2 separate regions of the Mus musculus genome follow, and region 1 is linked to region 2. Evidence: chromatin contacts called from ENCODE Hi-C or POLR2A ChIA-PET data. All regions are on one chromosome and are shown on one strand. Each heading gives the region's core, a stretch centred on a gene start or an enhancer-like site at or near the end of the contact. The rest is flanking DNA. Distances are from core to core; before and after follow the strand shown. Region 1 holds the start of Pfkp (phosphofructokinase, platelet). Region 2 overlaps Pitrm1 (pitrilysin metallepetidase 1).

The links. A loop is a pair of places that touch in the nucleus more often than their neighbours do. ChIA-PET counts read pairs that join two places held with the same protein, here RNA polymerase II (POLR2A).
Region 1: POLR2A ChIA-PET joins it to region 2 with 12 read pairs in Patski. The contact joins the promoter of Pfkp here to the enhancer-like site in region 2. A Hi-C loop is called at or near these places in 7 of 37 maps with a recorded cell type or tissue (CH12.LX, Patski, T-helper 1 cell and 3 more). POLR2A ChIA-PET finds 5 or more read pairs at or near these places in 2 of 5 experiments (Patski and embryonic stem cell).

What each region holds. Positions count from the first base shown.
Region 1 is chr13:6,647,028-6,650,082 of GRCm38, reverse strand. Pfkp (phosphofructokinase, platelet) reads left to right here and starts at 1,312. Exons shown (of 22, transcript NM_019703.4): 1 at 1,312-1,512. The coding sequence starts at 1,404.
Region 2 is chr13:6,579,308-6,582,314 of GRCm38, reverse strand. It overlaps Pitrm1 (pitrilysin metallepetidase 1), which reads right to left. Exons shown (of 27, transcript NM_145131.1): 26 at 2,795-2,897; 27 at 2,157-2,665. The coding sequence ends at 2,572. It overlaps Pfkp (phosphofructokinase, platelet), which reads left to right. Exons shown (of 22, transcript NM_019703.4): 22 at 723-2,441. The coding sequence ends at 855. Among named protein-coding and RNA genes, the nearest start is that of Pitrm1, 33 kb to the right of the region's middle. Within about 2 kb of position 1,516, at least 1 of the 3 ENCODE cell types and tissues checked has a DNase peak (open chromatin) inside an H3K27ac peak, as active enhancers do.

The DNA of each region.
Region 1 (3,055 bases), core at 63-2,562, 68 kb before region 2:
TGGCTGTTTTCCCAGAAGTTGGAAGGTGGGGGTTGGGAGGGACCTGAAGGCAGCCAACTTCTGTTGATCATGGGAGTTCAGGAATTGCTCAACTGATTCAAGAAGGCAGAGATCAGATCTCATGCATCCTTGTCTACAGTAGATTGGATCTCCCCCCCCCCCCTAAATGTTTGAAGCTTAAAGGGTAAGTTGGAAGATACAAGTCTGTGCGCCTCCATCTTTTTTCTAGGGTTGTCCTAATAGTAGTAAGACTGTATTGTCTTTGCCTAGGTTGTTACTTTGTTTCCTATATTTCTATGTATTCAACACGTATAATTTGCACAGGAAGGAGGCTCAGTGCTGCCACCCCTTCTGTGAGCTATCCAGTTTGCTTGCTTTTGAGGTCTTATTCTTGGGATGACTGCTGAAGGGGTCTGCGTGCTTTTAGAGATTAAGCTCCAGGACAACTCAGGGATCCCCAGGAGGTGCATCTTCAAAATAAACAAAATCAACCACAGATTGGATACTTTTATTTTATTTTATTTTATTTTATTTTATTTTATTGTTGTTTCTAATAGAACCTTCCGGGTTCTGACTAACAAATCAAGAGCAGGGCTTCCATTAGGTGGAGACTGGAATCTACCAAGCCTTTTTTGTTCCGATTTCTTTTGGATTATCCAGAACTCAGGCCTGCTTCCTGAGGGTGTGTCTACGAATGGCTTTCCCCGACATTCTACTTCCAATCCTTTCTCTACAGTCAGTGACACAACTTGATCTACTCACACATCTTTCCTCAATTTCGAAGGAGAAGTGAAACCTGGAGGATCCTATGGATCCTGGACATTGAACAGAAATGCTGAAGCGCCCTACTGTTCTGACTGTCAGGCCAGGAAAGAGCCCTGCCGGAAGTGAGGCGCGTGCCTCTGCTCTACTGCACAGACCTCTGGGCTCCCTCAACCGCCACCCTAACAGCTAGAGCAGGTGGGGTAATGGGCGCCCCACGAGCCTCTGCGCCCACGTGGTGGGCTGACAGGCTCCGCGCCCACTTGTGGGATCATCCCTGCAGCTGCGCTGCCATTCACTTATGCCACTTATGGGTTTCCTACCCGGCTATAATCCCTCCATCCCCCGCTTGAGAAGGCACCCCAACCCGACTCCACCTCTCAGGGACCACAGCGATGCATCCCTAACAGAACGCGTGTCCATACTATCCTGTCCACCCCTGCAGAGTGCTGGAGTCTTTGACACAACAGGCCCCGCCCTTGCGTGAGTCCCGCCCATCGCCACAGCCCATTGGCGCTCGGGCGGGGCGTGGGCGGCTCCTGCGGGTGCAGGCGGGGCAGCGGTTCCAAGGCTGGCGCGCGTGGGCCAGGGCTTCAGTGCTTGCTGAGTACGGGAGTGTCTGGCGTCTCTACCTCCTCATCATGAGTGACTTGGATTCTTCGAGCTCCAGCGCCTATCCGAAGTACCTGGAGCACCTCTCTGGGGATGGCAAAGCTATCGGTGTCCTGACCAGCGGCGGGGATGCCCAAGGTGCGTGCCTACCAGCTCTCTCGCTGGTCTCCAAGGGCCGGGCAGGGGGCGAGGGCGGCTGGAGAGGGCTGCAGAGGAGGGTAATCGGGTTGGGAACAGAGGGAGAGCTGGGGAGAAACGTTGGGTGACCTGGATCTGGGAGAAAGGATGAGGAAAGGGCTTGGTGAAAATTACCTATGAGAGCCGAGGAGAACCGGTGGCTCAGGAGTAGGGAAAACCCTAATCTAGGAACAACTAGGGTGCCTGAGGAGCGACCATAGAGTTCCATTACGTGGTGAGGGGCAGAAGATAAAGGATATTTGTGTAGGATTCTTCATTCCCAAGATGAACCAGTTTTCCATCCCCAAATTTATTAATTGAGCTAGCCAATGGGGTCGTCTACTGTCTGGGTCATATGAGCCAGGCGTTCTTTCCTGGAATTAGGTACAGGGCGACGATAAGGATGCCACAGCACCGCCCCACCCTAATCCCTGGGACTCGTAGGAAAAACAGCGGGGTACCCACAGCGCCTCCATCCCAGTCCTGCCTCCCAAGCGGTGCTAGCAGCCTTCTCTGCTGCTGCATTGCGGGATGCGCAGCTGGGGGGGGGGGGGCGTGCAGGGGTCTCTCAGGGTGTGGCATTGACTGCCAGGCAATGTCTCTTCCTGCTTGTGACAAAAGTGAAAACTAAAATGGGTCACTAGGCCCTCCGGGGCCAGCCTCCCCAGGACGGGAAAGACCAGGAAGCAGGGACTCCGGGACGTCATCAGCCCTCACTTACCAGCTCCGGGCTTCCCTTTTCTCCCAATGACGGGATTGATTTCAGAGCTGAAGGGACTCGATTTCTGTACGCTTGGATTTGATAAACTGAGAATACTTAAAATGTAAGAGCAATGGGGTGACTGTACCGTGCCCCAGCCTCTAATCCTGGGTACACGTGGGGGCGCTGGGGTTCCCAAACAGTGGGCTTTCCGAGTTCATGCTAATTTCTTGATGAGGACACGCGCTAGAAGCAAGACCTACATTTTCATAGAGTATGTGCCCTCCAAGTCTTGAGGTCTGTGCCGGCTGCAGACAGTTCCTGAGCCAGGTTTTGCTTTTGCTTTTCAGTTCTTTCCTCTACCCTGGATGCATCCAAATGCCATGTTATATTTTCCCTCGTTCTAAGCCAGCTCAATCCGGGAGGTTTAGGGTTGGAGTCCTTGCCTTCCGCCCACCCCACGGATGACCTTCCCTTCGCCCTTGAGCGGGGCGGGGCTGGCGCCAGTGCCGCAGGTTGGGGAGCTGCTTAGGGCACCGCCCCGCCCGGCGTGGGAGCCTACGTGATGCCAGGCCCGTCACCTCCGGTGTGCTCAGATCTAGGTCTCCCACACCGCCTCACTCACGTTAGCGCAGCATCGAGGTGCAGAGCATCAGGCTCACAAACAACCGGAAGCTGGGTCGAAAAAGTGAGGGGGTCCCCAGTGTTCTCCCTCCCATTATCTTAAAGGAACCAATGGCAACGTTAGTCACCATAGGGCACTAGGCCCGCCTTCCTCCCCAGAAAGCAGGGTTGGAGTAATAC
Region 2 (3,007 bases), core at 267-2,766:
CTGTCCTAAGTACTATAAGGAACTCACTATTGAGCTGTCTTAGGTAAACATAGGAGCTTTTCTGAAGCTAGTTAAATACACACAACACACAAGAGAGAGAGAGAGAGACAGAGAGAGACAGAGAACACATGTAGGACAGATTTAAAAAAAAAAAAACAGAAGTAATGGTTTCATCTGACCTATGGAAATTGCTCTATGAACCGGAGTATGGTGGAACAGGCCTACAATCACAGCATCGTTTAGAAGTGTCTTAAATTCAAGGTCAGACTGGACAAGATTGTGAGTCCTTGTTTCAAAACACAAAACATACAAAGGCCTCAGAATAAGCTTGATGGTAGAGCACTTATGTAGTTTGGGCTAGTATTATTGGGCCCTAGGTTTAATCTCTAGTGATATACATACATACACACAGGCATACATACACAGGCACACACATATAGACACTCACACACATACACACATAATACACTGGATATGGCGGTCCATAGCTGTCATCCCAGCAGTTGCTTGACCAGCTGAAAGCTTACTGGTTTAAGGCCACCCTGGGCTACTTGGTCTTGAAATGAAAAACAGTTGCCTTATCCCATATTTATTTAGGTGGCTGCACCAAAGCCCATTTTTCTGGCGAGCCTATTCAGACAGTGGCCAGCAGTATGTAGCAGTCAGAAGTCATCTTCCAGCAGATGTAATAATATTTGACGGCTGACTTGTCTTCCTGACAGGCACAGGATCCCCAAGGAGCAGTGGTGGCTGAAACTGCGGCCCATCATGAAGATCTTGGCCAAGTATGAGGCGAGCTATGACATGTCTGATTCAGGCAAGCTGGAGTCCTTGCAGCACCATGAAGAACTATGAGCCATCTCATCAAGTCTGCCATCACCTGACCTGGAATGTTCTCCAGGGACCATCCTTTTTTGTAACATAGTTATTTATCAGCACTTTATGGAAGCAAGCATTGTTGACGGAGTCAGCAGTAATAATCAGAGAGCACCACTTGCCATCACCACTGATGCAGCAGACCCTAAGACATGAAACCCAGCCTCACGCTATTGATCAGGTGTCAGTTTTCTACTGTATGGGATACTGTCTTGTGCTTTACCATGTGTATGTCTTGTGGGATTAAACATTTGGTTACAACTCCCATGGTACTTGGTTTATTGTTTTAAGTAGGAGTCTGAAACAAGATGATTTTTTTCCATGCCACCAAAGGTTTCCTTCCTCAGCAGTCTTGTGGAGATTAGCAAAGTCTCCACAGATACTCCAGGGACACCAGGGACATGTAGATAGGGGCCCCGCCTACTTCACTACTGCAAGCTAGGCTTATGATCTTTTCCAATCAGATCGCATACAAATGCTAAAAGGACAACTATGAATTAGTGATTCTCAATTCCCCCTTAGTCGTATACAGCACAGCTGCCAAGGCTTAGAAGGAGAAGCTGGTACCGGCCTCTTCTTCAAAAGCAGCCAGGGTGCTGGGTTTTCACCCTCTGGAAGATTTTGACTCACTGTTTAGGGTTAATGATTGGGTCCTTGGCAAAAGCCCATCCACTCCGCCCTCCTCCGCCCCAGACTGATGAGCCGTCTGCAGGCAAAGCATCCCTGCCTCTTGTAAGGAGTCCGTGTGCTCCCACTCTGCCTGAGCGTCCTCTAGCATCCACACAGCAGGGATGAGGAAATGTTTGCAGAGACAGGGATGCCTAAAGGTCACTAGAGCTTGAGGATAAATAAAAGAAACAGACGCTCAGTTTTCTCCCTGTCTCAGTAAACACAGGACAAAAGCCTGAGGTAACAACCACTTAACAAGCACTCATGGATGCTCACTGGGCAGCTCTGCTAAACTCTGCATTTACACTCTCCTTCAGGCCTGTGGTGTGACCACACACACACACACACTCTCTCTCTCTCTCCTCTCTCTCTCCACTCCTTGTATTTATTCTAAACGATCTATTTGTTCTTAGTTTTTATGTGTATGAATGTTTTGCCTACATGCATGTCTGTGCACCAAATGCATGCAGTGGCCATAGAGTCCTGAAGAGGACATCAGATCCCTGGAACCTGCAGTTACAGATGGCTGTGAGCTGCTGCTAGTTGGAAGCTAACAACCCAAACCTGGTCTCTTGCAAGAGCAGCAAGTGCTTTTTTGATTTAGCATTTTATTTTTTTTTTTATTTTTTTGATTTAGATTTTGATTTGATTTAGCCATTTTTCTTAAGTGAAGGTCTAAACATTATTGTCGTAAATTATTGTTTGAAAATAATGAGTAAAACTCAGACAGGTTGGAGTTGGCTTTTATATTTAAAATACATATTCTAGGCTTAGTAATGTTTCAGAGGCTTAATTTGCTCACTGCTGTCATTTAATGCATGATTAATGATTTCTTCATGGTCTCAGAATTTCCTTCAGAGTTTTTGCCAGTCAATAAACACCTTTGGTTGGTTTTTATATGGCTAACTGATTTTCCGAACAAAGAAACTAGTAACTCTTGTGATCATCCGCATTAAATTTAGCTCAGAGGCTCAGCTGTTAAGAGCCTCTGGTTTCTTACACATACTCAAAGATATGTGGCACTCATTATTTTATGATCCATGATGGGTCTTTGGCAATTTTTGAGTTCTCTGGTCCGAGGATAGCCAGGCCGTGTGTGCTCTTCCCGATGCCAAGGTATCTGCAAAGGAGAATGGCACATTGGACTGTTTTCTATGTGAAGCATTTTTAGTGGTCAACAGGAACCCTTCGCCTTCCTGAGTTACCCTTCCCCCAGCCCGACGCAGGAAGCCAGGGCACACATACTCACTTATGGCTCACAGAGGTCAGTTTGTCGTGGTTGACAGCAAAGAGCTGTTCTCGGTATGCCTGCTTCATCTCATCGGAGAGGCCATACAAGAAGTGGTCCATTCCTAAAAGTTAAACCACAGGTATGGCTGGGGAGACGGTTGCATGGGAGGAGCCTCTGTGCTCAAAGGAGAGCAGGGACACTCGGGTCACTTTAGGGTATGCTCTTCAACCA